Regions from separate parts of the Homo sapiens genome. Here regions 2, 3, 4, 5 and 6 are each linked to region 1. The links are chromatin loops, found by intact Hi-C in ENCODE. Cell type or tissue: endothelial cell of umbilical vein. All regions are shown on one strand. Region 1 overlaps ESF1 (ESF1 nucleolar pre-rRNA processing protein). Region 2 overlaps TASP1 (taspase 1). Region 3 has its middle 86 kb from the start of ISM1-AS1. Region 4 overlaps LINC01722 (long intergenic non-protein coding RNA 1722). Region 5 overlaps SPTLC3 (serine palmitoyltransferase long chain base subunit 3). Region 6 overlaps TASP1 (taspase 1).

The links. Peaks named below come from ENCODE experiments on the same cell type or tissue, not always from the same donor. Only the 100,000 strongest peaks of a DNase experiment are listed, where the experiment ranks them.
Region 2: a loop joins it to region 1, with 4 times the contacts of the local background. A loop is called at or near these places in 15 of 110 quality-filtered maps.
Region 3: it touches region 1 in a loop (13-fold over the local background); 18 of 110 quality-filtered maps call a loop at or near these places.
Region 4: it touches region 1 in a loop (9-fold over the local background); 15 of 110 quality-filtered maps call a loop at or near these places.
Region 5: it touches region 1 in a loop (24-fold over the local background); 68 of 110 quality-filtered maps call a loop at or near these places.
Region 6: it touches region 1 in a loop (6-fold over the local background); 30 of 110 quality-filtered maps call a loop at or near these places.

Annotation. Positions count from the first base shown.
Region 1 is chr20:13,769,029-13,774,028 of GRCh38, reverse strand. ESF1 (ESF1 nucleolar pre-rRNA processing protein) reads left to right here. Exons shown (of 14, transcript NM_001276380.2): 5 at 1,414-1,514; 6 at 2,546-2,698; 7 at 4,008-4,122. Among named protein-coding and RNA genes, the nearest start is that of ESF1, 13 kb to the left of the region's middle. In endothelial cell of umbilical vein, a CTCF peak has its summit at 2,022 (motif pointing right); no DNase peak of the experiment used is centred here; H3K27ac peaks cover 659 bases.
Region 2 is chr20:13,543,783-13,548,782 of GRCh38, reverse strand. The region is part of intron 8 of TASP1 (taspase 1); the gene reads left to right. Among named protein-coding and RNA genes, the nearest start is that of TASP1, 93 kb to the left of the region's middle. In endothelial cell of umbilical vein, a CTCF peak has its summit at 2,039 (motif pointing right); a DNase peak (open chromatin) is centred at 2,082.
Region 3 is chr20:13,323,161-13,328,160 of GRCh38, reverse strand. It overlaps a transcript of TASP1 not described here and a transcript of ISM1 not described here. Among named protein-coding and RNA genes, the nearest start is that of ISM1-AS1, 86 kb to the right of the region's middle. In endothelial cell of umbilical vein, a CTCF peak has its summit at 3,037 (motif pointing left); no DNase peak of the experiment used is centred here; H3K27me3 peaks cover 567 bases.
Region 4 is chr20:12,923,161-12,928,160 of GRCh38, reverse strand. It overlaps LINC01722 (long intergenic non-protein coding RNA 1722), which reads left to right. Exons shown (of 12, transcript NR_109868.1): 5 at 3,253-3,429. Among named protein-coding and RNA genes, the nearest start is that of LINC01723, 25 kb to the left of the region's middle. RefSeq lists a silencer at 1,443-1,643. In endothelial cell of umbilical vein, a CTCF peak has its summit at 2,836 (motif pointing left); a DNase peak (open chromatin) is centred at 2,790.
Region 5 is chr20:13,116,824-13,121,823 of GRCh38, reverse strand. It overlaps SPTLC3 (serine palmitoyltransferase long chain base subunit 3), which reads right to left. Exons shown (of 12, transcript NM_018327.4): 8 at 4,099-4,318. It also overlaps a transcript of TASP1 not described here. Among named protein-coding and RNA genes, the nearest start is that of ISM1, 100 kb to the left of the region's middle. In endothelial cell of umbilical vein, a CTCF peak has its summit at 2,114 (motif pointing left); a DNase peak (open chromatin) is centred at 2,083.
Region 6 is chr20:13,456,110-13,461,109 of GRCh38, reverse strand. The region is part of intron 11 of TASP1 (taspase 1); the gene reads left to right. Among named protein-coding and RNA genes, the nearest start is that of TASP1, 180 kb to the left of the region's middle. In endothelial cell of umbilical vein, a CTCF peak has its summit at 2,045; no DNase peak of the experiment used is centred here.

The sequences.
Region 1 (5,000 bases):
CCGCCTCCCGGGTTCACGCCATTCTCCTGCCTCAGCCTCCTGAGTAGCTGGGACTACAGGCGCCCACCACCACGCCCGGCTAATTTTTTGTATTTTTAGTAGAGACGGGTTTTCACTGTGTTAGCCAGGATGGTCTCGATCTCCTGACCTCATGATCCGCCCGCCTCGGCCTCCCAAAGTGCTGGGATTACAGGTGTGAGCCACCGCGCCTGGCCTAGACTAGCTAATAAACTTTTGAGAAATCATGCTAATATAAAAACTCACCCTGTCGCTTCTCGGCCTTTTGGCTAAGATCAAGTGTAAAAACTCACCCTACAAGTTACAATATCTAAACATTTCATGATGCTATGGGGGTTGACAGGTTTGGGTAAAAATGGGACAAATTGGTAGAACAGAATAGATAGAAAGAGTTCATATGATAACTTAGATCAAAATAGGCTGCTTGAATATTTGGACAAATGAACAGGTCATTGGATAGAGAACTTGGTTCAGATCTTCACCTCCTAATAGCTCCAGCGAAATTCTAGATGAAGCAAAGGAAAAAAAAATTAAAAGTCAAGCCAAAGAAACAATTTAAAAACCCTGTGTTTTAGGCAATAGTGAGAATTTCTAGACTTAGAAAAGAGGAAAAAAAAGAATCAAAAGATGTGACTACATATATATTATAAACTTACATATTAAACCTATTGTGTATATACTATTCAAGTTAGTAAGAAAAACTTGGATCATCTTGTTGATAAATTGCATATTTCAGACAGTTTAAAAAAGCATGTGTTCATTAACAAATGTATATTAAGCCTAGTAGTATCAAAACAATGTCATTAATACAATTATTTCTTGACTCTTAAAGTAGGCAAGATTTTAGAAGATACCACACCTGGTGAGAGTGAATTCTTTTTCTTATATCGAGACTATACCTAATCTGTATAAGGTTGTCGTCAGTTCTGTTCTATTTCTTTAAAAGAAAGCACTGGATAAATGGTATGACAGAGATAAGTTGGTTATTACAAAATTGATCTTCATTATATGTTTATTTTTCTGTATTTCATGTAAACTAATTCAGTCATTTTTCATGTGTGTGTTTTTATTCACATTTCCTTGAGCTTAGCATCTTGTTTTGCTTTTAATTTTTCGTTTGGATCTCGGAACCATCTTGTCCCAGGTGGTATGTGGAGGAGATACTCTTATTTTTGTTTCCAAGCCTCGTATCTTGTTAGTCTCTAGCCAAAGTGATCTATTTTTAAATAAAATTTCTCAAGATGCTCTAGCTTCCTATAGTGGATTTGGAAGTGAGTCACCCTTACTGTTTTCATTGAGTCAAGTTGTGACTTTTAGAGTTCCTGACTTCGACAGGTCTAGATATTTGTGTAAAGGAATGTACAAATTACATTGATCCTATTTTTTTCTGTTTAGATATATCCTTCAGAATTTGGAAAGGAGAGGATGAAGGAAGAGCAAGTTCAAGGACCAGTAGAGCTATTAAGTATTCCTGAAGATGCCCCAGAAAAAGACTGGTATTAAATCACTATAGAACATAAAACTAAACCTCATAAATTCATGTCATTAGTTCAGAATTCTGGTCACCTTAATAGTTAAAACTAAAGTTTATACTTGTGCCATTCGTGGTTAAAACAGGTTGCAAAACAGATTTAAAGTCTGTTAAAAGTGGTACATTATTCCAAGAAGATTTTTGTTCGTGTATATTTCTATTTCTGTATTCATGAAAGTAATTATTGCAGTTTTTGAAAAACATTTCATGATTAAACTGATTTGGAGTTCTTTTGAATTCTTTCAGCCTCGTTGCTCTGAATTAGTACGTTTTGCTTTTTTTTTTGAGACATCATTGAAGCTCTGTTTGCCTTCAAATTATATAATTTTTTCTTATTTGAGAATCAAATAGAAAAGTGAAAGAATGATAAAACTTTTTTTTTTATCATCATGGTGCAATATAGAAAATAATTTAAGATAGTTTTTAAGCCACTAGGTGGAGCTATATTTGCACTTAATAAAAATGAGGGTTAAATAGATTAGTGACAGGAGAGAGCAGATGAAGACCTTCAAAGAAAGAGTTGTATCAGTGCTTTGTGTGGAACCTTAAAAAAAAAAAAAAAAAAAAGAATGTGTTGTAGTTAAGCAAAATCAAACTTATAGACTCTTAAGCAAACATTTTGCAAGATCAGGAATGTCTTTTAGCTAATGGTTTTCTAGCATATTTTATAATAGAATTATCTTTATTGGTTTTACTTGAGAAGGCAGTGTGTAATAGCAAAGTAACTATTCTGTGAGTTAAATTATAGATAAACACACGAATTCCCACACACTCCTTTCCTAGATACCAAATTCCAATCCAAATATCTGTACCTTGTGAGAATAATAAGTTGAGCTTAAGTATTTAATGTTTATAAAGGCAAAGTCATGAAGGAAAGATGGTTTGGTATGAAGGCCAGCTTGTAATATGTTTTTCTTGAAAGAATTACATTTATTTTTTAAAGGGAAATTTTTGTGTTTCTGTATAAGTATGCTTAATAAGTTTTTCCCACTTTAGGACGTCTAGAGAAAAATTGAGAGATTATCAATTCAAACGACTGAAGTACTATTATGCAGTAGTAGACTGTGATTCTCCGGAAACAGCTAGTAAAATTTATGAGGATTGTGATGGCCTGGAATTTGAAAGTAGTTGTTCTTTCATAGATCTAAGGTAATCCAGTGTATGTATTACCAATTTAATCTTTTAGTACAACATGATTATAAGAAGTAAAATATTTGAACTGGTAGTGATCTCTGTTTTATATTCTAAAATGATTTTTTTGCTTTTCGGTTAACTCTATCCCATGGAACATCACTCCTAAGAAAGAAAACAAACAAGACAGTGCTAAAGTATTATGTATGAATCATCCCCACATCTTTGTCCTTTCAGACATATTGGCTCTGTTTTTAAGATGGTGTACCTTACACAATAATATTTCCTTGCAACTGCTTTTAGAGCTAGGAACCAGATGAAGTTAACTTTTAAAAATGCATGGAGGAAGGGGCAGAGGAATTTGAAAACAGATTGTTATCTCTAGATCCATGCTATCCAGTATAGTAGCCACTAGTCATATTTGGTTATTTTAGTTAAAATTTATAAGTCAGTTGCGTAGTCATATTTCAAATAATTGTTCCATTTTGGACAGAGCAGATATAGAACATTGCCCTTGTCACAGAAAGTTCTGTTGGACAACACTGCTCTAAATGTAAATGGCTAAATGTACAATTAGGAAATTGTAAGACTCAACCTTAAGCTTTCCCTTGTTTTCAGTGACACCTCATGTATATGATACTTTGTATTCACAATGCTTACCCATTAATAATTATATTTGATCTTCAAAATACAATATAGCCAGCTGGGCATAGTAGCTCACGCCTATAATCCCAGCACTTTGGGAGGCCTAGGCAGGAAGATCGCTTGAACCCAGGAGTTCAAGACCAGCCTGGGCAACATAGTGAGACCCTGTCTCTACAAAAAATTTTAAAAGTAAAAATTAGCCAGGCATGTTGGCGCACACCTGTAGAGGATCGCTTGAGCCCAGGCCGTTGAGACTTCAGTGAGCCATGATTATGCCATGGACCTCCAACCTGGGTGATGGAGCAAGACCCTCTCTGTAAAAACAACAACAAAATCATGTAGTCAATGACTGCACTATCAGAAGTCTGGATCTTTTTGAAACGTGAGGGACCCACATGTGCTTGCACCTGACTCATTAACTGACTCCTAATGCACGATTTCTATCTATACAGCATTCTTTTAAATTTAGTGGAATTACAGAGTTATAGCTTATGAATTTCAGAAATTTATACAAAGATGAATTCATTCAGAAATATACAAAGGTTATGTCTAACATTGTCTCTTAAACGTGTGTCTTTTAGAAAGTTTGTGTATGTATAAACTACAACTAATTAGATGAGAATCTAAACTGTGGTTATCACTGCAGCGTATTTTAAATAAATTTTTTTTCTTTACTTCTTAGGTTTATACCAGATGATATTACTTTTGATGATGAGCCTAAGGATGTAGCCTCAGAAGTGAATTTAACAGCATATAAACCAAAATATTTCACTTCTGCTGCAATGGGAACATCAACGGTATTTCTTTACTTTAAAAAATATGTAGCTGGACTCTATTGCTTTATGAAGAGATTTTGTATATTACTTATAGCATCTTTAAAAATGGAAAGTATTAATTTTTTTGTTATTATTTTTTCTTGAGACAGAGTCTCGCTCTCTCACCCAGGCTGGAGTGCAGTGGTATGATCTCAGTTCACTGTAACCTCTGCCTCACAGGTTGAAGCGATTCTCGTGCCTCAGCTGCCCAAGTAGCTGGGATTACAGGTGTGTACCACTACACCTGGCTAATTTTTGTATTTTTACTAGGGACAGTGTTTCGCTATGTTGACCAGGCTGGTCTTGAACTCCTGACCTCAAGTGAGGCCGCCTTGGCTTCCCAAAGTGCTGGGATTACAGGTTTCGTGAGCCACTGCTCCCAGCCTCAAAGTATTCAAAATTTTTAATGCATGGGTACAGAGAGAAATGAGACACAAGCGTGTCTGCCTCTACCATATCTGTGAACCTGTTTTCAGATTCTTGTTACGCATTTAAGCCTGTGTCAGTTATCTGCTGATGTTTCTTTTTTCTCTTCTGTCTTTCCTGTACACTCTTCTGTCTCTCCTATACACTCTTCTGTCTTTCCTATACACTCTAATAAATCAGTTATTAATATCCTAAGGAATAAGGGGAAGTGGATAATAAATTACCTCCCCGCACAGTTAAATGAAACTAGGGAAAATTTAAAATAAGAGTATCTCCTATACACTCTAATACATCAGTTATTAATATCCTAGGGAATAAGGGGAAGTGGATAATGAATTACCTCCCAGCACAGTTAAACAAAACTAGTGAAAATTTAAAATAGGAGTACCTTTTTCTGCAGATGATTCAAAACTGTAAAAAGAATTGATATGGAA
Region 2 (5,000 bases), 230 kb after region 1:
CCCATTGCATAAATAAACATGGAACATTTTAGATGAACTGGGATTATATGATTGAATTCAGTTAATGACTTCATGTCCAGCATCACTCATTTAGTTTTCCTCCAGGTAGTCTAGAACTCCCTTCTTGGAGTTGCAGCTCTTCCTCTTTGCTTCCAGGATTTGCCTCAGGGTCACTTTCATTGTTCACAGTCAAACCTTCACCAGGCAGCCAGTTCTCTCAAGTCAGGCTCCTTGCTCTTTATTTTCCCCTGCCCAGCAGAGGACCTGACACATTAGCAGCTATTTAATGAAGGTTTATTTGAATGGATGAATCTATATGTATTTTTCCATTTCCTTTTTTTTATGTCCCAACCTGTTCCAGTTGCCTGTTTTCTCCTGCCTATTACACATTTTCACTTGTTTGACCCATCACAGTCTAACTCAGCATGTTTAGAATCATGCTCCACTCACTCTCCTGGATGATTGCACTAGCTTCCTACCTATCTGCCCACAACTGCCCTGCCCTTTCAGTCATTTCTCTGCCCAGCATTCTTGAAGTTTTCTAAAAGTACAGTTTGATTTTGTCATGCTCCTGCTTGAACCCTTAACTCACTTCCAGCTGCTCTTAAGAATAAAGTATAGGCTCCCCAACAGAGTCCCCAGGACCCTATGGGAGCAGACATGGCTGTCTGTCTTTCCAATCTTTTGCCATCTCACTCCGGGTCACATTGTCAAGATTCTTCCTGTGTCAAGGTCTTCACACCTGTGATTCCAGATCCAGGGAATGTTGCCTGTCTCCTTCCTTCTTCTCTCTCTTTAAGCTATTGTGCTGCTCCAATTGTCTCTCTGTCATTATTAGTGTGGTTATTTGATGTCTTTATCTTCCAGTAGAATGAGGTTCCAGGAGGACAGCTATTGTATGTCTTATTTACCATGGTTTCTCAGCTTGACATATAATAAATGCTCAATAAACATTTAATGAATACATGCACTACTTTTTTTTTTCTTGTTTCTTTTTAGTAGACATACTACCAGTGAGCCTTTGTCTTTTCACCCTCAGTGGCTGGACTGTTGCAGTATCTTCATGCCTGGCTTCTTTGCCTCTAGTCCTGCTCTATTCCGTTTTAATTCTGTGTGCTATCAGAAGATACATTTCCCTAAAAATACCTGCATTGGTTTTGTCTCTCTCCTGGAAGAAACTTTAATAGAATCTTTACTGTCTGTGGGTTAAAACCCAAACTTTTAAGCTGAATTTTATAAACCCTCTTGAAACCTAGCTACAAGCTACTTTTCCATTATCTTCCTTCTGGAATTACCTTTTTTTCTCACCAAATATATTTCTCTTTTCAGTTTTATTTGCTGAGAGTTCTCAAATCCAAGTTTTTGTTCATATTCCTTCCCTTAATGGGATAAGCAGTAATTAATAATGGAATATTAACTACTTCTTTGCTTCCTGAAAATTCTAATTCAACTCTTCCTTTATGAGCTAGCTCCAATGCCATGCAGATCAAATTTCTTTCTTCTAGTTGGCACAGATGACAGGTACTTAATAAGTGTTAATTGAATTGAATTATCTGCTTTACACATTTGCCATTTTGAGGTTGGTGTATGTGGTTATTTTGTTTGTGTATGTCCATAGAAGCGTGAGCATTTTGTTACTTTATCCTTATCACAGTCTCTAGAAATAGTGCCTTTACTCAGTTGACATTACTAATTTAAGCATCTACAGCTGATGATTTGAATATTAATTTTGAAAGAGAAAACCCATATAATGATATTTCCTCTTAATAGTAAATTTTGCAGTCTTCCAATAGGTTTAAAATCTTTTATTTAAGGGCTTCAAACATGCATTAGTCTAAAAACTAAGCTTGTTTTAACAATAAGCTTGTATTTGGGGAAATAAAAGGGATAGGTTATCTGAAGTATTACCAAATAATATTATTATGCTCACTCAACATTATAGAGATGTAAGATAATATGTAAGTAAGGGAGGGAAATGAATGTTGAAAAATAATAGCTTGAAACAGCCCACAATCTCCACTGGCCATTCCAAAGAGGTGAGTCAGGAAGTGCCCACAAGGGGGCGTGCTCATCTAGAGAAACTTGACCAAGTGCCTTTCCTGTTAATGCAGGTAAAACTGCCTGTTTACAAATGAACTTCTAGACCATGTCTTCCCCACACCGCCAAGAAAAGGAATGGACCCTCATCACAAGAATTCCTATCTATTTTGTAGCACATGTTTATTTTGGATGTGTGATTTTCCAGGGGGGCTAGGGGACTTACAGAATGGAAATATGAATTGCCTTGTGAGCTCAGACAAGTTTATGAAGCTTGTGATTGTGCCTTTTTTTGGCTGTGCTAAGAGCATTTTTATTTTGTAAGCATTGTTGTCTTTTCTGTGAAGAAGTGTTGAGGTTTGTAAAATATCCTTTTTGGATTATTAGCCCAAGAAACAGGCAGTGCTCTATTTTCACTGCTTCATCAGTTTGTGTAGCTTGAGGAACTACCAGCTAGTCATTTGGAGAAGTGCATGGGCTTTGATTGGTGTTTTTTCCACCAGAAGTCATGGCTTCTTGCAGTCTTTAATTTTTCTTTTCCAGTCCTTTTTTTTTTAACCTTTGGCCTCAACATTATCACCAGCAAACATTTATTGAATGCTATTTATGTACAGGCTTTTAAATAGATCTTAGAGAATGAATAGAGGATATGGCACCTAGTCCCTGCCCTTTATGTATTTGATCCGAAGGAATTAAACAATAAAAAGAAATCATGCCATTTGGTATGTGTTAGAAGAACAAAATCATCAGTGAGAGCCACAGGAATTAACTGGATGGAGAAATCACTCTAAGCTCTGCTAAGTTTCACATGGCAGTCTTAATGGAATTGGAGGAATTTAAGCTGGATGTTGGATAAAGGGTCAGACTTATATGTCTGGGTAGAAAGAAAGATAAAAGTCCTGGGTTCAGAGGCCTGCAAATGGATGAGTTTGGTTGCACCGTAGGTTTTCTGCAGGACAGTGGTTTCAAACTCAGAAGCCAGGGGTGCCAGGCAGGTAGGCAGCCTAAATGTGTGAGACAGGTCTAGAGAGGTAGACAAGTAGAAGAGAGTGGGGCTGACTGGCCATGTGTGTTCCATTGTAAGATATTTTAAAAAAAAATGTGTAACACCAAACTACACTTTGCTGGTCAAACCAAACGCTGGTTTTTGCAGCTTGTAATTCCTGGTGGGGGAATGTCAGTTGATAAAGTTAAACTGTCTGCAGAATTTAGCAAAGTAAAATAGGCCATAGAGGAATTATGACCATAGCTAGAGTCCCCCTGAATATCATGCTACTTTTATTTGTATTATCGTACTTCTGACCAAATGAGGGGAATATTTTGAAATATGTATGAATGGCCCATCCTTGTGGCTATTTGAACTAAACACAGGCTTTGGGTATTTAGAGTCTCTGAAAACATCACTGAGATTAATTTGAATGACATTCGATTTTCTAGGATATGGCACTATCATAATTTAGGTTATATTTTATATCCTAGAATATACTTAACTCCTTTCCTACTCTCTCAGTTCTTTACTTTCTAATAAGATCTATTGAGGAACGAAAGGATAAAGAGTATATAGGTACTATTTCTTTCTTTTTGCTTTTCAATATGCTTATCTTTAATCGTCATGTATTTATGATTTTGAATAACAGTTTCTATTTTTGTGGGTATATTCATAATTATATGGCCATTTGGTGATATGCATAGATACGCTGTACTTAAAAAATCTCATGTTAAATAAGGTAACTTATTACTGTATTAAGTCAACATTAAATATTTTTCTACAGTCTGGAAAGGGTTGAATTTAAATCCAAGTTAAGTGGCCCATCCCAACTGTTATGGTGTTTCATTGACAGGAATAGAATCCAGATTGTCCATGTTACCTTCCAGTCCTTTATCTGTTACTCCCCACTGCTATAAGACTCAGTTTAAAGGCTGGCAGAGCTCTCGTATTTAAAAGAGAAAGTGTAATTTTATCCAGAGAAGATAAATATGTGCCCTAAAATGAAAGAAAGACCAGAGGTCCAGACCATAGCTAGGTGTTTTTGGAAAGAGCCAAATTGGACAACTAAATTGGAAAAGGTTGCCTGCATTTATAAAGGAGATTTCTTTGCTATTTATTAATAATTAGCAAGGTCTTAGCTTGTCTAGCTTTGTATTTTTAAATCTGCCCAGTAATGAATTCATATCCTATTAGTCGGTATGTTAGTAGCATGTTGTGTTGTTTCTGTCTTTGAAGTATTAATACTATGATACACATGCCTCTATGAAGTAAAACTACCAAATGATCTTGGTTCTCTTCTTCTCTCTTGAATATATTTCCCAGACAGTGGTGACTGATTACAGTGAAGGATGACCAGCTCTCCAGTGGGAAAAACAAAGTTAGAGCTAAAGTGTAGTATGGGCATTGCTTGTTCTCACTTTTAGGAAATCAAGAAACTTTGGAGTAAAATAGAACTGAATTAGTAAAAAATGAGAAAAGTGTGATCCAGTACCAAATGACCTCATAGGATGGGAGGGCAGTAAAGAATTTTTTCAAAAAGGAAACACTGAATATAGCAATATGGGACCAATATCAAGAAATACAATTTTTTTACAGATAAAGTGAGAGGCTTAATGTTCGATGGTTTTAGTCTTAGAAGTTTGTTTTGAACAATAGACTAAAGGGCACGCAAAACTTCCAGAAATAAGGATTACTCCCATATTACGAGAAATGGGTGTGGATTTTGGTTTGGTTATTATGGGGACCAGCCAAATATTTCACGGCAGTTGTTAAAGGATGTGCTTTTGGGAACAAACTCATTTAAGAGTGATGTGCAAAATGGTACATTAGGGAAGATCTAAATATGAAATAATCAGAAATGTTAGGTAATAGAAAACTGCTTTAGATAAGCTGAGTTTGGATCACATGTCCAAATTGAGCAAGATGCAGTTTCAGAAGGAACAAAGTTTGAGTTATTGATGAGATTCAATTAAAG
Region 3 (5,000 bases), 450 kb after region 1:
TCTGTTCATGTCCTTTGCTCACTTTTTAATGGGGTTGTTTGGTTTTTTTTCTTGTAAATTTGTTTAAGTTCCTCGTAGACTCTGAATATTAGACCTTTGTCAGGTGGATAGATTGCAAAAATTTTCTCCCATTCTGTAGGTTGTCTGTTCACTCTAATGATAGTTTCTTTTGCTGTGCAGTCGCTCTTTAGTTTAATTAGATCCTGTTTGTCAATTTTTGCTTTTGTTGAGATTGCTTTTGACATTTTCATCATGAAATCTATGCCCATGCCTATGTCCTGAATGGGATTGCCTAGATTTTCTTCTAGGATTTTTATAGTTTTGGGTTTTACATTTAAGTCTTTAATCCATTTTGAGTTAATTTTTGTATATGGCGTAGTGAAGGGGTCCAGTTTCGATTTTCTGCATATGGCTAGCCAGCACTCCCAGCACCATTTATAAATAGGGAGTCATTTCCCCATTGCTTGTTTTTGTCAAGTTTGTCAAAGGTCAGATAGTTGTAGGTGTGCGGTCTTATTTCTGAGTTCTCTGTTCTGTTCCACTGGTCTATGTGTCTGTTCTTGTACCAGTACCATGCTGTTTTGGTTACTGTGACCTTGTAGTATAGTTTGAAGTCAAATAGTGTGATGCCTCCAGCTTTGTTCTTTTTGCTTAGGATTGTCTTGGCTATTCAGGCTCTTTTTGGTCCCATATGAATTTTAGAATAGTTTTTTTTTCTAATTTGTGAAGAATGTCGATGGTAGTTTAATGGGATAGCACTGAATCTACAAATTACTTTGGGCAGTATGGCCATTTTCATGATATTGATTCTTCCTATCCTTGTGCATGAAATGTTGCTCCATTGTGTCTTCTCTGATTTTCTTGAGCAGTGGTTTGTAGTTCTCCTTGAAGAGGTTCTTCACTTCCCTTATTAGCTCTATTCCTGGGTATTTTATTCTTTTTGTAGCAATTGTCAATGGGAGTTCATTCATGATTTGGCTCTCTGGTTGCCTGTTGTTTGTTATAGGAATGCTGGTGATTTTTGCACGTTGATTTTCTATCCTGAGACTTTGCTGAAGTTGCTTATCAGCTTAAGAAGCTTTTGGGCTGAGATAATGGGGTTTTCTAGATATAGGATCATGTCATCTGCAAACAAAGATAATTTGACTTCCCCTCTTCCTATTCGCATATGCTTTATTTCTTTCTCTTCCTGATTGTCCTGGCCAGAACTTCCAATACTGTGTTAAATAGGAGCGGTGAGAGAGGGCATCCTTGTCTTGTGCCAATTTTCAAGGGAAATGCTTCCAGCTTTTGCCCATTCAGTATGATATTGGCTGTGGGTTTGCCATATATGGCTCTTATTATTTTGAGGTATGTTTCAGCAATACCTAGTTTATTGAGAGTTTTTAACATGAAGGGGTGTTGAATTTTATTGAAGGCCTCTTCTTCATCTATTGAGATAATCATGTGTAAACAACCCAATTTAAAAAATGAACAAAAGACCTGACTGGGCATACCATCAAAAAGGATTTATGAAAGGCAAAGAAACACATGAAAAATGCTCAACATCATGAAACGCTAAGGAAATCAAACTAACAACATGTTGAGATACCACTATATACCTATTAGAATGGCTAAAATAAAAAAAATTCATACCAAGTGTTGGTGAGGATGTGTAGCAACTGAGTATGTGTATGTATGGAACACTCACATATTGATGCTGGAGATGGAAATGGTACAGCCACTCTGAAAAATCGAATATATACATATACTTACTAAATTGAATATATACATATACTTAAATCGAATATATACATATACATACTACATGACCCAACGGTCCCACTCCTAAGTATTTACCCTAGAGAAATGAAATCTTAGGTGCACATAAAAATCTGTACATAAATGTTTATAGCAATTATTTTCATAATTTCCCAAAACTTACAAACAACTTAAATATCCTTTAGTAGGCGAGTGGATAAACAAGCTCTGGTGCATCCATACATGGAATGCTACTCAGCAATAAAAAAGAATAAACTGCTGACACATATGATAACTTGGATGAATCTCAAAGGCCTTATGCTGAGCGAAAGAAACCACTCACAAAAAGGTAACACACTGCATGTTTCTGGTTACATGACATTTCAAAAACTGTAGTGATGGAAAACAGATCAGTGGTTACCCGGAGTTGGGAGGGTTGGGTGGAAGATGTGACTATAAAGAGGTGGTAAGATAGGACTACCTCTTTGTAGGTACCACTTTTTTGATGGTCGACGTGTGTATTGGTGTTCTATATTCATAAGGAAACCTCCATTTTGAAATGCTGGGATTAAAGAACAATGTTTTCTTTTAAAGTGTATGTCAAATATTATACTTGAAAAATTTTCTGTTAAGAGTCAGTTCTCGGAGTAATTACTGGCATGTAAGAAAAATCAGGTTCAAATGGATGAACCTAGTTTATCAAAGGGAAGGAATGAATGGATATTACCCACATGTCACAGTTTTGATACAGGTGGAATTAATTGATTATTCTGGATCTGGCTTTCTTCTGAAAGGAATTTCGTCTTCCGAAGGGAACACAGGGTTTTTGTCTAAACCCATTATCGATTCTCTGGGGACAACTAGGTAACTGTTCCAGGAAACAAGTTGGGGAAAGGTGAATATTATAATCCCCCTATCACCTTTCCTGTAGCAGAAACTGTGGACCCTCTCATGACATCTAATCACAACTCTCTTCTGCCTGTGTGGAAATCAAAGTGACATATTTCTTCCCATTTTATTTATGGAGACAGATACCAGAAGAGCAAGCATGCAGGAGTTCGAAACAAATACATCTTAAGCACGAGGTTGGCACGTGTTGCAGATTTTCTTCCCCAATACAGATGTGCAACCTCGCATTTCAGAAGAGACCTGAGACCTCTAACTTCTTGATGGGAACAAAAGATAAGTCTCAGTTGTGATACCACATGCGTTTCTCGTGAGAAGGGAGACACTCCAGGGCCATCCCCCCACCTCACCCCATTTGTCGGGCTGTCCTGTGGGCACCCTCTGGTGGTCACTTAGGTCGAGTGGCTCTCTGTTCCTTGCATCCAGGAGCTCCCTGGTTGGAACACTACCTATAAAATAAACAGAAACATTCTGATTTGTTTCTTTGAGGCAGCAATAGAGAAATAGCTGCACTAACAGGATAAGAAGCCGAAAAGAAACAAATATTTTCTATTCAGATGGTGTTAAAATGTGGTCATCAAAGCTAGGGATCCTTGTATTTTTCTTCAGCTGCATGAGCAAGTCTCTTTGCCTTCCTGGGGTTTAATTTTCTCATCCAGAAAATAAGAAACTTAAACTAGGTTATTTCTAAGCGTGCTTCCAGCTTCAAATGTATGTAATATCTAATAATTTGTTTAGTAGGTGCTTTCTGTAGTGGTGCTAGGTGCTGTTCCTGACACCTGGCTTGACACCAACCTCAAGAAGAGATTATGCCTGGAAAATTGAAAGCGGTGTGAAGACACTTTGTAGGCATCATTTTGTTTTTCATTTTCTAGCCCTTTCTACCCATTCCAGTGCAAGCTTCCTTAATATTTGAAATAGATGAGCATGATTAAGGCATAATTAAAGCCAACTGAAACTTAGTTTCTTCCAAAAGTCTCTCATCTAATCACAATTAAGACCTGTTAGTTTTCAGTGAGAAGTAAGGATGTAAATTTAAATTCTACACCCCTGCCTAAAATGTGGACAAGATCCTCTTTTCTGCATCTTTGGGTACTGCCTATCACTTTTAAGCTGCACAAGTTCTGGAGCTAGAAGTCATATTTAAAAAACACACCTCACATTTAGTTATATCTTGCAGCTAGCAAGGCAATTGTTCCCTACAACTCTCTGTGAATTTTTAAGCTAATTGATTCCTTGCTGTCATCTTCTGTTCCCTTACCTGTGAGGTGGGGCTGTGAAAGTCAGAGACAACCCATGGGGACATGCTTTGTAAACAGCCACTTGTTGTAAACAGGTACACAAGCATTCGTGAGGGTTATGAAAGTTGATTTCACAGCTAGGTCCCAGGGATAGTACCTGAAAGTTACAGTATGTTTTTATAGGGCACCAAGCAATTACTGCAAATACTTCTCGACTTATAATAATTTCACACCACTGCAAGTTGTTGTCCTTATAGGAAGGGAGATAGATAACATTTCTTAGAGAAGCACACACCCTAAAAGCAGCTAACTAAATAGAAACTCAGAAAGACTCACAAGAAAGAATGCATTTCTTATCATTCAGGCTATTAACAATTTTTTTGGTCAGAGGAGACCAAAAATATTTTGGCCCATCTATTTATGAAAGAATAAACCAATGATTTTCTGTTGGTTAGTTTATTCTTCCATAAAGAAGCCTTCATTTCAAAATTCTGGGATTGAAGAAGAAGGCTTTTTTTCCAAGATAAATACTAAATACTCTCATTTAAGAACATTCTTTTAGTAATTAACTCTGGGAGTAGTCCATGACATGTATAAGAAAAATCAGGTCTAAAGGAATAAATGCAGGTTATCAAATGAGAATTATAGTCGTATGGTAGTTATAAAGATTAAATGAGATACTATATGTTGCCTAACAAAGTAAATGGCCAAGAAAACGTAGTTTCATATGAATAGTATCATACTGAAGCATTTATCTGTTTTTTGGTAGATACTGGATTTGGTAGGATATAAGTTACATTGGGAAAGGAATAGGGCTGAGTTCTTTCTCTTTGGTAACACACTGGGTTATGGGAACCACGGTTCAATAGTCTTTCATCCAGGAAGATGAGCTCTTTCTACCTTTGCAGTGTGATTCCAACTTTCTTGCCTTGCTCCGCCTGAGTCATTGTGTTTCCAGTAAGTGACCTCCCTTCCTTTGGACCAGTCCCTAGTCTTCTCAAGCCCCTGTCTTTTCTTCAACACATTTCTTCAATGTGTTTCTCCTGCTTTACAAGGACATACCCCAACCCTACCGACTCTCTTATTCTTTGTAGCAAGTAATATTTGGGGACT
Region 4 (5,000 bases), 850 kb after region 1:
CAGAAGTCCCAGAAATAGGAGAAATGATGCAGTGCATTGGCCTGGGCTATTCTGGTCCAGGGTCCATGCCTTTACACACCACAGTATGTGTCCCAGTGAGAACCTGGCCCTTCCCTCTCCTTCCATGTCCAGAGCTCTCAGCCTGGTTCACAAAGCCCTTATGCTTGAATTTCTCTCCTTGAAAGTAGCAGGACAATGTTGGGGCAGTGAGTTGAAAAGGAAATTGAACTGTCCAGCCCTGGCAGAGACTCCTTCAAATTGTGACATTTCACATTGCTGCTAATTTCTCTTTTGCACAAAGTTGTGAACTAAAAGCAGGCTGAAGCCAAGGGTGGCTTGCAGGTTCGACCCATTCCGGTCAGAGGCTGCAGTTGCTGTGAATGTATCTGAGTTTCTCACTGACTTATCTACCTCTGCCAGTGGAAGCTGGACCACTTATGATTCAAGCCTTGAGTCATTAGTTTTCTTCCACACCCATGGAAATGACAGCTGGGTTGATTCCCAGTGTGTGTCAGGATGAAGCCTGGTCCCCTGTGGTGTTTAGTGTTCCTGAGGCCCTGAGCCCCCCGCAGAGGATGCATCAAGGGTGTAGTGACTGTTCGTGGGGCAGCGACATCCCAATAGACAGCATGCTTCTTTCTGCAAAAAATTGATTTCTCTGAGAAAAAGCATCGCACATCCAACCCAAAGCCAAGTCTCATTTCTTTCTCTTCCTCCTTCCCCCAGAGTTGTTGCATACCACAGCCTTGCACACATAAATACCTTTATTACACAGTTCTGTCTAATGAATGATAAATCAACTTATCTCCTATTCTACAAGGATGAACAGGAATGGTCTCACTGTTCATCTTCCTCCCAGGGTCCCTTCCTCAGGATGTCCTGCTTTCGTGTGTGTGTTTTATCCCCATAGGTCGGCTCAAGGAGAGGTTCTAGAAAGTGGGCACAGAAGTCCCTTCGGTTGGAAAACACTGGCTCCCATGACTCTGGTGGCTCAATGGCACAGTGAGAGACAGATAAGCATGGGCCTGAGCCTGCCTGTTTCCATAGGAGGCCTATAGCCCAGGCTGGTTCTGATGCTGTACATCCTGGAACAGACTGCATTTCTCTGAAGGAAACAGACCCAGAGAACAGAGGCACCATGCTCTCGGGTTCTCAGACAGTCTAAGCAGAGCAGGTCCCAGAGCCCAGAGCTACTGGACTGACCCCAGTCCTCTTGATGCCAGAGACAATATAGTCACTGCAAGAATTAAAGAAAGAGGAGAGAAACTTCAAGGGTGGCTTTACAGTCAACAGGGACAAGTTTATTTTAAATAAACCTGAGAGGGGCGGCTGGCCAAGCTAGGTCAGAGCCACACTCTCTTATGACCAAGAGTTTTTAAGAATTCAGGATAGGAGAGTTTATCAGAGGCTTGGATTGCTTCTGTGTCTCTTTGTTGTGCTTATCTGGGAAGGAGAGTTGTGTGTCTGTTCTCATATATCTTTCTGCAGCTGCAGGCATAGCCCCCTGAGTCTGCTTTTAGCTTCCCTATCTTAGTGCACCTGAAGGGAAAGGAATGTGCTTATTAAGGCCCACTGTTTTACTGGGGCCCGTTGTATGAGGGTGAACTTTGGCAGTTACCCAAGCGACTTGCCCCCTACTTTCCTCTGTGCCCGAGCTGTCTTATCTGTGTTTTACTGTCTGCTCTTTCTGGCTGCTTGTAGTTAGAAGAGAAGTGATTTCCTTGAAATGCATGAGGCTAGAAGGGGAGCTGGAGCTTAAAGTGGCGGTGTTTGTCTGAGATGACGGTGCTCCTGCTCTGTCAGTCTCAGCAGCATTTATTTCTTTTTCCTCCTCCTCTTTCTCCAGCAAAGGGCAGGTAGTTTAGTTGGTGGTTGCCTGGCCTCTCTTTAGCAAAACTCTAGCCCACTGCAAATCTCCCTGGGCAGTCGTGACTGGACGTGTGTTCACTGAGCCCCTGGGAGACAGGGCTGTGTCCTGAGTTCTGGGTCATCACGGCAGGCCCTGGAATTCAGCTCCGGGAGTACTGATCTCTGGCAAAAGCTATGTGCTTAAGGAAGGTGGACCCTCCCTAGGCCCAGGAGATGGATCTCACTAATCTAAACCAGTTATGGCATCCCTACTCCTCTTACTGCTGATGGTTTCAGGGACAGGCAGGTGACTGATTTCTGACCAGTCAGTTGTAAGTGTACATTTGCTGGTGTGTGTAGGGGGGGTGTCTGGAAAATTTTCACCTTTACAAAAATCCATGGGGAAAGAAAATCTGCCCATTTTTTGCCTTCACCAATGTGGTGAGAACATGATTCTTAGAGGTACTGCAGGCATCTCGTACCCAGGTGGGGTATCTTGTTCTCAAATGCCGATGCATTGGGGAAGACAGGTTGCAGCTGAGAAAGCAGTATTCACCCTTGAAAGTTCCCAGGGCTGCTGAGCCAACCTGAAATCGCCTTTATCCACCTTCCTGGGAGACAGGTTAACAGCATTCTCTCCTAGGGGTCACGGATCCTGGATTTTTTGTCCCTGTGTAGGAAGCGCCAACACATAGATACACTTGGCCTGAGAGAGGACAATGGCCTCCCAGGCTTGGGGACTGCAATGGGAAGGAAAGGGGGCTCTTCCTGAGACTTGGTGGAAGCTGCTATCAGCAGAGGCCCTTTGAATGCTCCAGTTACTCCATTGTTATTCATCTAGTGCCCACAATCCAAAAGATTATTCATTTGCTCAGAGCCGAAAGAGGAAATGAAATGGAAGGGAAGAAATGGGTTGGAGGCGCGGAAAAATGCACAAATGGCTAAGCTTAGGCTGACATCTTGTGGCTAAGCCCAAAAAAGGCACTTCACTAAGAAATGAACTGAGCAGCTGGGCAGCTCAGCAGGGGGGCAGCCTGCAGTCTGAAAACGGAACAGCAGCCTTTTAAATCCACTCTCACTTTTTCTTCATTCTCTTTTTTATTACATGTCAAATTTCTTCAGCAGTCTTTTTCTGTACTGTATAGCTATTAGAAAGAATATTTTAACTCTAATGACTACAGACTTAAATTTATTTCTGGCTAAAATACATTGTTATCTTGACTAATCCTGCTTCAAATTAAAACTGTTCACCCAAAATCAATTGATTATCTTTTTCTTTAAATTAGCAATGACATGCAATTGACTTGAGTAATCGTATAGTTTTCTACCTAGAAATTAATAAGCTGTGCCTCATATATTACATTTTTAATGACTAGGAAAACACCTTTTTCCCATTTTACACAGGTGGAAGCCAAGTGATGGCCAGGGTCACAGTGAGCAAATGGCAGATGGGATCTTGCATCCTAGTCCCTCAGAACCTACAGCCTGGAGGCGGAGTTAATGGTCACCACTTCCTTTGAATGCATAGGAACAAGCAGTCTGCATGTTGTCTCATTTAATCTTTAAAACCACCCTAGTGAGGTAAATTTTGTCTTTCCTGCCTTATGAATGAGGAAACAGAAATCATGGCTCTAGAGATTGGCTCCTGGGAAACTGAAGCTGGCTTATCTACTTCTAAAACCCATCCTTCTCATCTACCTCCCCTTTTAGAGATAACTCACTCTTCCCCCAACCCCTTCTTCCTTATCTTACACATACCTCTCCTACATCTGAGCTTCCAAGAAATTGTTAGCATTTGTTGCTATAGTTCTCCTTGAAATATTAGCCGATGAAGAATTATTATTGTTTTTCCCAGGGACATTTGCATAACAATAGATAAGGAGCTCTTGAACACAGAAAGCCTTTGGGGTTTAAAGGGAGCATGTCAGACTGCAAGAAATAATGGGACAAAGACATTTGGGGGCCAGGGAACAAAGATCTCCTTTAAATCACCTCACAGAGACTGTTCTGTCCTTGGCAGCCCAGGGCTTCCAGACATCAGGTCACATATCTGATGTAATTGAAGATCCAACTAAAGGCAAGCAGTTGTTTATTCAGCATCCTGGACGGATTTACCACCAGACTAATGCAAATGCCACCTGATAAGAGCTGGAAGATGGCCCTAAGCAAACAGAGGGTTCCCCCCACCCCTCCCACCACCATTATTTTGAGAAACAATATCTTTTATAATTCCAAAATACAAGGGGTCAGAGCATTTTAATTCTAATAAGCTTGAAGTTTTCATTTTGCTTAAAAAAATTTGAACAATGGCCAATTAGCTGGTGAGCAATACTTTATCTTTGGCACAGAATTGAACTCATGAAATACTTATTAAGGGCCAGGCAACCAGTCACCCTGCTAAGTACTTTTTCTAAATTACTTCATTTAATCCTGACAAAGCTGCCTATAAAGTAGCATTGGTACACTCATTTCACAGATGAGAGAATTGACTGTCAGTGGGATTGAGTGGCCCATCTGAGATTGCATAGCTGGTAAGGGCATGGTGGGATCTAAGTCGTTTCTAGATTCCAAGCTCTTGCTTTCTCTACATCCATAGTATTAATCTCTTTTCTTGTACTAAAATAAAATATTGGCGGTGAGCTTTTTACTTTCAGAATCACCCTCCTGCCTCTTTGGCACACAGGTAAGAAGGGTAGATAGAGACACAGACTCAGACACCGGAATCCTTTCTGTTATTTGTAGTTATAACCCAGGTTCCCTGCATTAAAGGAGCCCCCTTGTATGAGTCAGTTCTTGCATTGCTATACAGAAATACCCGAGACTGGGTAATTTATGAAGGAAAGAGGTTTAATTGGCTCACAGTTCCACAGACTGTACCAGAAGCACAGCAGCTTATTCTAGGAGGCCTCAGGGAGCTTTTACTCATGGTTAAAGGCAAAGTGGGAGGAAGTGTCTTACATGGAAGGAGCAGGACCAAGAGAGAGAGGGGGAGGTGCCATAAACTTTTAAACAACCAGATCTCATGAAAACTCACCCACTCTCATGAGAACAGCACTGAGGGGATAATGTCAATGTATCCATGAGAATTCTGCCCCCATGTTCCAATTGCCTCCCACCAGGCCCCACCTCCAGCATAAGGGTTTACAATTTGA
Region 5 (5,000 bases), 650 kb after region 1:
TTTTTTGGACTGAGTTTGCTTTCTCTCAGGGTCTGAGTTTCTGGATGGAAGTTTATTTGCTTGTGTGTTTCAAAAAATGGAGCTCTTTGAGTAACTTCTGGAGAGTGTCAGGGAGAGCCTTGATTCCTGGCTACTAATTCCCCCTCTCGTTCCCCCATTGGGTGCTATGAGCCATGAGTTAAGAGGTGGCTTTGGTCTTTTGCAAGGCGAGTCTGGGTCGTGTCTTCTTCAGGGTGGGTTAGAGGTCTCCTCGTATCGAGGTTTCCACGTCCATTTGGAAGTTCAAAACCCTGATTGTTTTCTCTACACACAGGCCTGAAGTTCAAGGGCAAGGGTGGCCTTTTGGGAGGAAATCAGACAGGAGACTCTTAGAATAAACATCTTAGAGCTCACTCCCTGACCCCTGCTTACTTCAAAGGGATGTTAAATACAGCCAGGGCCTAGTGTGCAGGGCAGAGCTCACTTTTTAGAGTGACCTGGCTTTGGCTGGCATGCAGGCTTCTGGGGCTAATGCTCACCCCAAATTTGTCTGCCCTGTCCCAGTTCCCTTCTCCAGAATTCCAGCCCTGCAACCTATCAGTTACAAGGGCTACCATCGCTTCATTCATTTGCAAGTCTCTGGTCAGCCTGTGGAGGCTGTGGGAGCCAGTGTTCGGCACCAGGCATGCAGGTGGACTCAAGATCCTTGCCTGGGGAAAAGTTTGGGGTCTTCGGCATTGACCACATTTCCCAGCAACAGGATCAATACAAATGTGAAAGAATAAAAATAAGAAACCTAGTCCCATCAGCTTAGGCTTTCCTTCAAAGAAGCCATTCATGGCACGGAGCTCTGACAGGTGGAGAGAAGTAGTGATCTGGAATTTCATCAGGAAGGTCTTGAAAGGACAGACTCCTCCATGTTAGGCTGTTCACTGTGCATCTATAGCGGCTCCAAACCCAAAGTGAGCAAAACAGCAAAACTCTGCTGGCTCTGGACAGACTGTTAGCAGTTTCCTTGAGGTGGAAAGTGGGGATCACAGCCTGGCAGCAACTTCCAATTAGCAGAGGGGAATTTGTAGGACACTTTGTGAGGAAAAGGCTCTGAGATAAAAACAAAACCTCTGTTTCCTCTAGTAGTATCGTCATACTAAACCATTTTTTTCTCCTTGTTTTCAAATGTGTTTCATTACATGTCTCATCTGGTTGCTAATATATAAAACTCTGACCTTGACCCATTCCATAAAGATTTCCAGAACCTCCTAGACACTGTTACTGGGAATGCAGCCCCTCTATACCAATATTAACATCACTTAAAAAGAGAGTTAAGAGCCAGATGTTTTTATCTCTTTTTTCTAGATTTTTGGAGCTAACTGATTATTTTCAAATTTCAGGGTTTACTGAGAACCCTATGAGAACAGTGAAATTGAAATTATACACAGTTTCAGAAAAACAGCAAGTCTGAATGTGTGTACTTTAACTTTTTTTATGTTCAATTTTGTTGCTTTTGTATACATTGGTTTGGAATCCTAGCTATTTTGCAATAATCCCCGAATTTGAGATATACGGGAAGTATCTGGGAGATTATTCATCTGTCTATCAACTATCTATCTACCTATCTATCTGTCTTACAGTACAGTTATCAGAGTTTGAAAACTCTACTCTTAATTATTTAAACATACTAGTAGAAGTAGTTTTTTCAAACAAAAATCTTTAGTATTTGCCGAATCCTAATTTAAACAGACTCAAAGTAAAAATTCTTCACAAAATTATCTGAAGTTCATAGGAATAAAATATATGTTTGACTTGAAATTATACATAATGAAACTTAACATAATTAAAAAGAATTAAAGGTACAAAGGAACGGATACATAAGTTCCATCAAATCATGGGCTCATTAAGCCGAAAGGAAGCCAGTTTACCCAGGTTTATCACAGTCTGACCAAAATCATTCCACACAGGTGTGTATCTGACTGATTTTTAAGTCATCAGGGATACAGGCATTTTCTCAAATGCCCTCCTGCTCACCGCCCAGGTCTTGGAAACAGCCCCTATGTTTTCAAGGTTTTGCATCTTGCTGTTTTAGGGCAGATCTCAGCGTAGGCTAACGAATCTCTGCCAGACACGCTCTAATTCTTGCTGCCATCTAGTGGTAAATTTAGACACTGCAGTGTAACATGAAGGGAAGAGAAGACAGAGAAAGGTGGGGAGGAAAAAGGAGGGAGAGGAGAGGGAATGAACAATGCGACCCTCTGTATCCAAATATGCATAAAATGAGCATTTTAAGAGATAAGAAAATGAACAGATGTACATACTTTTTCTGCATCCCGATTAATGTAAATAATGGTAATTTTCACAATTGCTCAGTATCTATGCCAAATGAATAGAAATTGTGTGGACAAGAACGCCTACATCTTAAAAATACTCTAGCTGACATCAGAATGGAGAGCATGAGAGAGAATCATGGTGAACTGGTGTTTACTTCTGCTAGTCGCGAGCCTTTGTTTAAAGTGGGTATCAAATGAAGCTACTCTAGGGGGAAAAATGTGACATCCACCAAATTTGACAACATTTCAAGAATTGGCTTGCTTCGGTTTATTCAGGTGCCTTTGGTTCAGGAAGTAGAGTTATGCTTCGTTAAAAATTTTGTAGTTCAGAACTGCTGCTAAAGTAATCACAAAACCACAAGCTCACAGAGCAATGTAGCCAGGATCAGGGAGCTCCTAAATTTGAGACCCTCTGCTCCTACTGCTTCGACAGTCTAGGAAGGGAACATTTAACCTTTCACCAGATTTAGCTGAATTTTGTAAGATCCTGGGCTTTCCCAATGGTTTTAGCATTACCCAGCTGATTCCCACAGGCCAGTGAAGAGGGGATGAAAAACAATGCTTTGAGCCCGAAAGAAAGCAGTGCTTATTGAAGGGTAAAGGCCACTTAAAACTCTGAACATTTTAAGCATCTGTGCATTTCATGGCAGGGCCAGTGGCCAGAATTAAATCTGTTGTTTTAAATCATGAGCTTTCAATGAGAGGACTGTTTTCTGCTGCACTTCTTGGTTTGTCTAACTGGTTTACCAGAAGTCTGAACTCTTGTTCCTGTTCATCACAATAGGTAAGAAAGTGGGGATTTTTGTTGATACCACTTGCATGCACTGGTTTTGGGCCTGGTGTGGCATCCTAGGCTGAGCCAACATCACTGTCACATCTGCTCTTTGGGACAGGTGTAGGTTTGTCTGAGATAGGTGTCAGAATTTGGACAAGGCTATCCTCTCATTGTTCAGATAACTGGCTCCTTTATCTCTCAAACCCAGGTTTGAATATTGGATTTTCTTTGTCCCTTTCCTTTCCCTCCTTTTAAATTTCTCTCAAATATTTATTGTTTTTTTTTGTTTTTTTTTTCCACAAACCTCTTGGTGATATTGGCACTAGAATGACAGGGCCAACACTCACTTAACAGTCTAATCCCAGCAGATCAGAATTTTTAAGGCATATTGATAAGATATTGGAGAATGGCAGGATTTGACCTATGGTGTATGCAACATTATGGAAAGAATTTTTTTTGCAGAGAATATTTCTTAAAAGTACATTCCTGCCACCGTTTTGATTAAAACTCTTAAAACCCACAACTTGTAGCATAGGGTCAGCCTCCCTAATAACTAACATTGCCTACTGTTGCTATTATCTTCTTTGTGTTTTTTAATGCTTATAGTTTTCAGAACATCCCTTATCACTTCTGGCTTGGTATACATTATTCTCTCTGTGTGTTAAATATGGCCCCCCATTATTTGTCTACCAGATGGATATTCATTCTAAACCATGTCCTAGATACTACTTAACAGAGTTAATTATTCCTCTGCCTGGTACTTTGCATCTTATGTACACGGCCAGTGTTGCCATTTCATTATAGTGTGATCACTCATCACATGCTCCTCTTCACTATTCGAGGGAGAGCTCCTCGATATTCTGGGCCTTATCTGGCTGTGAACCCACTGTAGCCAGGCTGGAGTGATCAGCTGAGGTGTGGTGAACTGAATTGAAGCTTTCATGAAATTCAGAGAAGCCCTACACACGGCATCCCCAGGGCGCTCAGGTTTTAAACAGACACAAGCAGGCCCTCTCTTACCTTCCTTCCAGCTATGTAACCTCCTGAAGCTCCAAAACTTTTGGTGAATGTGCCCATGAGCACATCAACTTCATGAGGGTCTAGTCCAAAGAACTCCGTGACACCCCGGCCGGTTGGGCCCACGGCCCCAATACTGTGAGCTTCATCTATGTAGAGGTAAGCCTTGTATTTCTTCTTTAGAGCTATGATCTGGGGCAGATGCACGATGGAACCTTCCATGCTAGGGCAGAAGGAGAAATGCTCATAACTAACAAATACCCTCCTGGGAAGCTCTGTCAGTTTCCCCATCAATACATCCTAGACAGTCTTCCCTGACACACGCCATTCCTTTGTTCTGAAGGCATGTTTTATTTGGCTGAGACAACCCTTTCAATCTTGTAAGGCCACTTGGGCATTTCTATGCTACTTGGATAAAATAATTTACATTCAATGGATTTAAGTGCTTTTGGTTTCAGCTAATTCTCAAGCAAACAATCAGCTCACTGCATTATTGATCCAATTTATTTGTAAAGCCAACTGGTGTAACTAGACTGACCATTCTGGATTCTAGATATTCTGCTAGAATTGATTAAATTACCCTATAGTCATTCCCTTTATCAGCCTGGCATTGCCTTTTTGGCCAGGTCTGTTTGACTTAAATTTGGTGCTTGAATTGCCATAGATTAAAAGAGGGAATTAAAAAGACACAGAACTTTATTTAAGACATCATAGTGTTAATTAAAGTAAAATAGGAAGTCTTTGAGACCTCTTGTTCAATACCCACTTCAAGTCAAAGACCGAGGTGTCTCCTCTTTCTGTTCCTTTAGGGCAGAGGAACAGAAAGTTGAGTGAACATCAGAATCCTCTGAAGGATTTGTTAAAACACAGATTGCTAGACTCCTACCCCAGAGTTTCTGATTCAG
Region 6 (5,000 bases), 310 kb after region 1:
AGTTAGCAATGTGTCTAGAGTTGGCTGAGGGATGGCAGGGAGGCCTGTGTGGCTGGAGCAGTGTGAGCAAGGGGAAGGATGGTTACGGATGAGCTGGAAGAAGTAGTAAGGGCCATGCAAGGCCTTGCAAGCCATCATAAGATGGGAGCCTTGAAGAGTTTTGAGAAGATAAATTGGCCTGAATTACATTTTATTGAAGCCATTCTGGCTTGGGTGCTGACAATAGATTTTGGGAGGCAAGAGTAGAACCTGACGGACTAGATAGGAGGCTATTAGGCTAATTCAGTTAAGAGATAGTAGTGGCTTGGACCAGGGTAATGGAGGTAGATGGGAAAGTGATTGGATTCCGGATAGTTTTTGAAGGTAAAGCTAACAGGATTTGCTAATTAATTAATATAGGGTGAAAGATAAAGAGAAGAGTCACGATGACTTGAGGATTTTGGGCCTGGGCAAAGAAGAGAAATGAGGTTTCTGTTTACTGATCTAGGAAAGCCTCCAGGAAGAATAAGTCTTGTGGGGAAAGATCAGCAGTTTCAAAAGATGCTTATAAAATGAACAAGTGGAAATGTTAATTAGGCAATTGCATATATAAGTGTCAAGTTCAGGGATAAGGCCTGAGCTAAAATAAATTTGAGAATCAATGGTGTGCAGATGATATTTTAAAGTGATACATGATATGAGATCAGGAAAATCGATGCAGATAAAAGAAGACCTTGAAGAGCTCTGGAACATTCCAAAGGTAAAGTAAAGAGATAAAGAGGAACCAGCAATGAGATTGAGGAGGAGTGGCTGGTGCTTCTGGAGAAAATCCAGGAGTTTGTGAAGTCCTGAAAGTCAAGTGAAGTAAGTGCTAGAAAGCAGCAAAGCACGATCAGCAGGTCAGACTCTTCCGATGAGCAGTAAGAGGAGGACTGGGGAACTGATCACTGACTAGCACCCTGTGGTGGTGATAGATGACCTTTCACAGTAGGTTTGGATGAAGTGGAGGGGATACAAATCCCAGTGTGAGTGGGTAAGGGAAGAGACTGAGGAGATAAATAGGAAACAGTGAGTACAGACACATCTTTGAAGGAATTTTTCCTTTCTTGAAGAAGATAATGGGGTGGTAGCTGGAGAGGAAAGTGTTTTTTTCTTGTCTATATAGAAGACAAATGTGTATGTTTTTCTATAGATGAGAAGTTAGAGCAAATAATACAGGACAATGATTCATGAAAGAGACAAATTAATGATGTGTGTGTTCGGGCAGAGGTGAAGGTCCCTGAGGAGGCAAGAAGCAGTAGACCTAGTCAACAGGTGAAGCTATTGACCTTGGAGGAGCATGAGCAATTCATCTGTAGTAACAGGAGGCAAGTCTTGAATCAAGATGTGGTGGGGGCTGATGAAAGTTCTTTCTGCTTCTGTCTCTCCCAGGGAAAGACAGCAGCAGAGTTCCCATGGAGGAGGAAATATTGGAAATTTGAGGAAAAACAAGAAAGTATAGGTCAGTACTTGCCTATGTATTGCCAGGCAGCATTAAGGGTCCAAATTGAAGATAGTGACCATGAATTTAAAGAAGGCATGGTCAGCATGGTAGTGTAATTATCTTCAGCAAAGTTTGGTTTATGGGTGCAGGCATGGAGTAAGATTTAATTATGGTTGGAATTTTGTCAGGTGAGTATGATGGGGCAAGAGCAGACCAATTTAGCTGATGGTTTCTGCAGAGAATTAATTATAATGATGGACTATGGACTTTGGCTACTTAGGGCCAAAATGAGGACTTGGGAGGGAGGTTGTTGGAGTCTGGGAACCAGAAGGTATGCACTGTGCAGTTAGGGGTGGTTAGTGAGATTCTTGCAAGTGAGGTTCACGCAAGAGGTGATGTTACTGGGAAATCACAAAGACTAGGGGACGATAAAGGGAGTGAGTGGGTAACATAAATAAAGTAAGAGGTAAAAAAATTGAGAAGTCATGGAGTTGGAAGGATAGTCTCCATGCACCATGAAGTCAACTAGGTATTATGACAGGACGGATATCAGCCAGGGGCATAAATCTTTGAGGGGTGATGGAGAGTGGCCTCTAGGGGCCAGTAGATGAACTGCTACACAAACTTGTCTCATGACATGAAATCCCAATCTGGTTTTAGTAGAAGACACTATCCTTGTTCAGGCATGACATGAATATTGTTTCCATAAACCTCATTTACATTTGCCAAAATTTTAAACCTTATATAGCCTTGTTTGTCACAATTAGAATATGAAAGAAAAATGCAGAGTGCTCTGAACCCACATGTACTAATGTTGTATGTTGGCAAGTTGACCTGCTTGTCCCCAGATCAGTTGTTTTTTCGCTGAGCTGTGGCGTTAACTAACATGAACATGCAACAACCACAGGGCTTAGGAGTCCTGGGATGGAGCCCAGCTGGATGGGTCAAGAAAGTGAATGATTCTTTTTTTTATTTATCCCAGAAATTGATAATTAAGCTTAACTATGGGCCAGGAGTGGTGGCTCATGCCTGTAATCTCAGCACTTTGGGAGGCTGAGGCAGGTGGATCATCCAAGGGTCAGGAGTTTGAGACCAGCCTGGCCAACATGGTAAAACCCCATCTCTACTAAAAATTAGCTGGGCATGGTGGGGGGCACCTGTAATCCCAGCTACTCGGGAGGCTGAGGCAGGAGAATCATTTGAACCCAGAAGGCAGAGGTTGCAGTGAGCCAAGATCGTGCCATTGCATTCCAGCCTAGGCAACAAGAGCGAAACCCCATCTAAAACAAACAAACAAACGAAAACAACAACAACAAAAACTGTGGAAATTAAAAATTTGAATTACTGGCACTCTTTTTCTTCCTTTAGGGTGTTCACCATCAAAACAATACTGTTCACTCAATTGAATGTGTAGAACTTGCTCTTGTTAACAAATGGCTCTAAAATAAGTGTGCGGTTTTGAAATATTTCGGATTGACCATTACTTCTAATGTTGACCTTTTTGTTTACACACTAGATTGAGGTTTTGTGTACCACTACTGTCTTGACTATATTTTGTACTCTCAGTTAAGGTTTTGTGTACCACCAATGACTAGGCTATATTTAGTACTCTTTTGGTGACAATGCAATAATTGAAAACTTACAAATGAAAACATCTTTCTTGAAATTTAGATTTTTAAAAAAATGAATTTCACAGTGATTCTTCACTTGATTTTTACACTGTCAGGCAATTCTGTGGGTGTAGGGTCTTTTTGTCCTTTAGTTATTAGCCCCTTCCGGGATATAGTTCCATAACAGACCCTGCTTATATGGAATCACTAAAATTAGTGTGATAATTCAGTGTTTACTCCAGCTTATTAACATAGCTCTATTAGATTGTGAATGTCTGTGTTTCTGCATATTTGGATAAACTTGTTCTTCTGTAGGTAGAGTTCCCAGAATTCTTAAGAGTGACATTGCAGCCTTATCACAGATGATTAATGACTATTTAAGAAACTGTATACTTCCTGAATCTAAAATAAAAGTTGAAAAATAAAATAAAATTAAAAAGAAAAAAAGCATTAAAAAGTTGTGAGTTTATCTATATGTGTATATACAGAAAAACATCTATAAAATATTTTTCTTCATGTAAATTTAGGTTAATTTAAATCCTTTAAGTATACTACAATAAAGTTTTGTGGTTTTATTTCTTTCTTACAAAAATTCTATAAAGTAAAAGTTGTTTTTGAGCATAAAGCATTATTTATTGATTTAGACTTCCCTAAAGCCATCCTATCGTATATATACCATCCTGCTTTTTACATTTTATTTACCTGAATGTTTGGGTTTTAAAATAATGTATATAATTTATAGGATCCCATTTTATTTTTTATTTTTTATTATACTTTAAGTTCTAGGGTACATGTGCATAACGTGCAGGTTTGATACACAGGTATACATGTGCCATGTTGGTTTGCTGAACCCATCAACTCCTCATTTACATTAGGTATTTCTCCTAATGCTATCCCTCCCCCAGTCCCCCATCCCCCAACAGGCCCCAGTGTGTGATGTTCACTGCCCTGTGTCCAAGTGATCTCATTGTTCAGTTCCCACCTATGAGTGAGAACATGCGGTGTTTGGTTTTCTGTCCTTGTGATAGTTTGCTGAGAATGATGGTTTCCAGCTTCATCCATGTCCCTGCAAAGGACATGAACTCATAGGATCCCATTTTAAAACATTTTTCCTTCTTGTATGTTGTGAACAAAAAGAAAAGTCTGGCTTGTGGGTTATTCTGACCATTTTTTTCCTAGTAGGTACTTGCTTTTGTATTTAGTTCTTTTCTCATTACAAGCTTTTTATTTTATTTTATTATTTTATTTTTCCTTAGAGTGACTTAAGTTTGGCTGTCATGTGCTTGCTCCTGTATAAATTAAGACAAAGGTGACTGACAAATCAATTTGGTCTTTCAATGCCACTGATGTCACGTGAAGGGACTGCAAAAAGTTCATGAAAAATGGAATTAAAAATATAAACTTTATTTCTCAACATAAGCTTCAGCCAGTTAAAGACACTTTTGCAAGCAGTGATACCAGCCATTTAGTCCATTCCGAAAGATCTGAGGGTCCTGAGTATATAACAGTGTCAATGCAGTCTTTTTTACATCATTAATTGAAGAATAATTGGCACCCTTTACAGGTTTTTTTCTTTAGGATAGCAAACAAAAAGAAGGAGCCAAATCAGGACTATATGGTGGAGGGCTAATGATTTTCCATCAAAACTTTCACAAAATTGCCCTTGTTTGATGAGAGGAGTGAGCAGGATGTTGTTGTGGTAGAGGACTCTCTGGTGAAGTCTTCCTAGGCATTTTTCTGCTAAAGCTTTGGCTGATGGTCTCAGAACACTCTCATAATAAGCAGATTTATCATTCTTTGGCCCTCCAGAAAGTCAGCAAGCAAAATGTCTTTAGCATCCCCAAAAAACTGTTGCCATGACCGTTGCTCTTGACTGGTATGTTTTTGCTCTGATGGGTTTACTTCCATCTCTTTGTAGCCATTGCTTT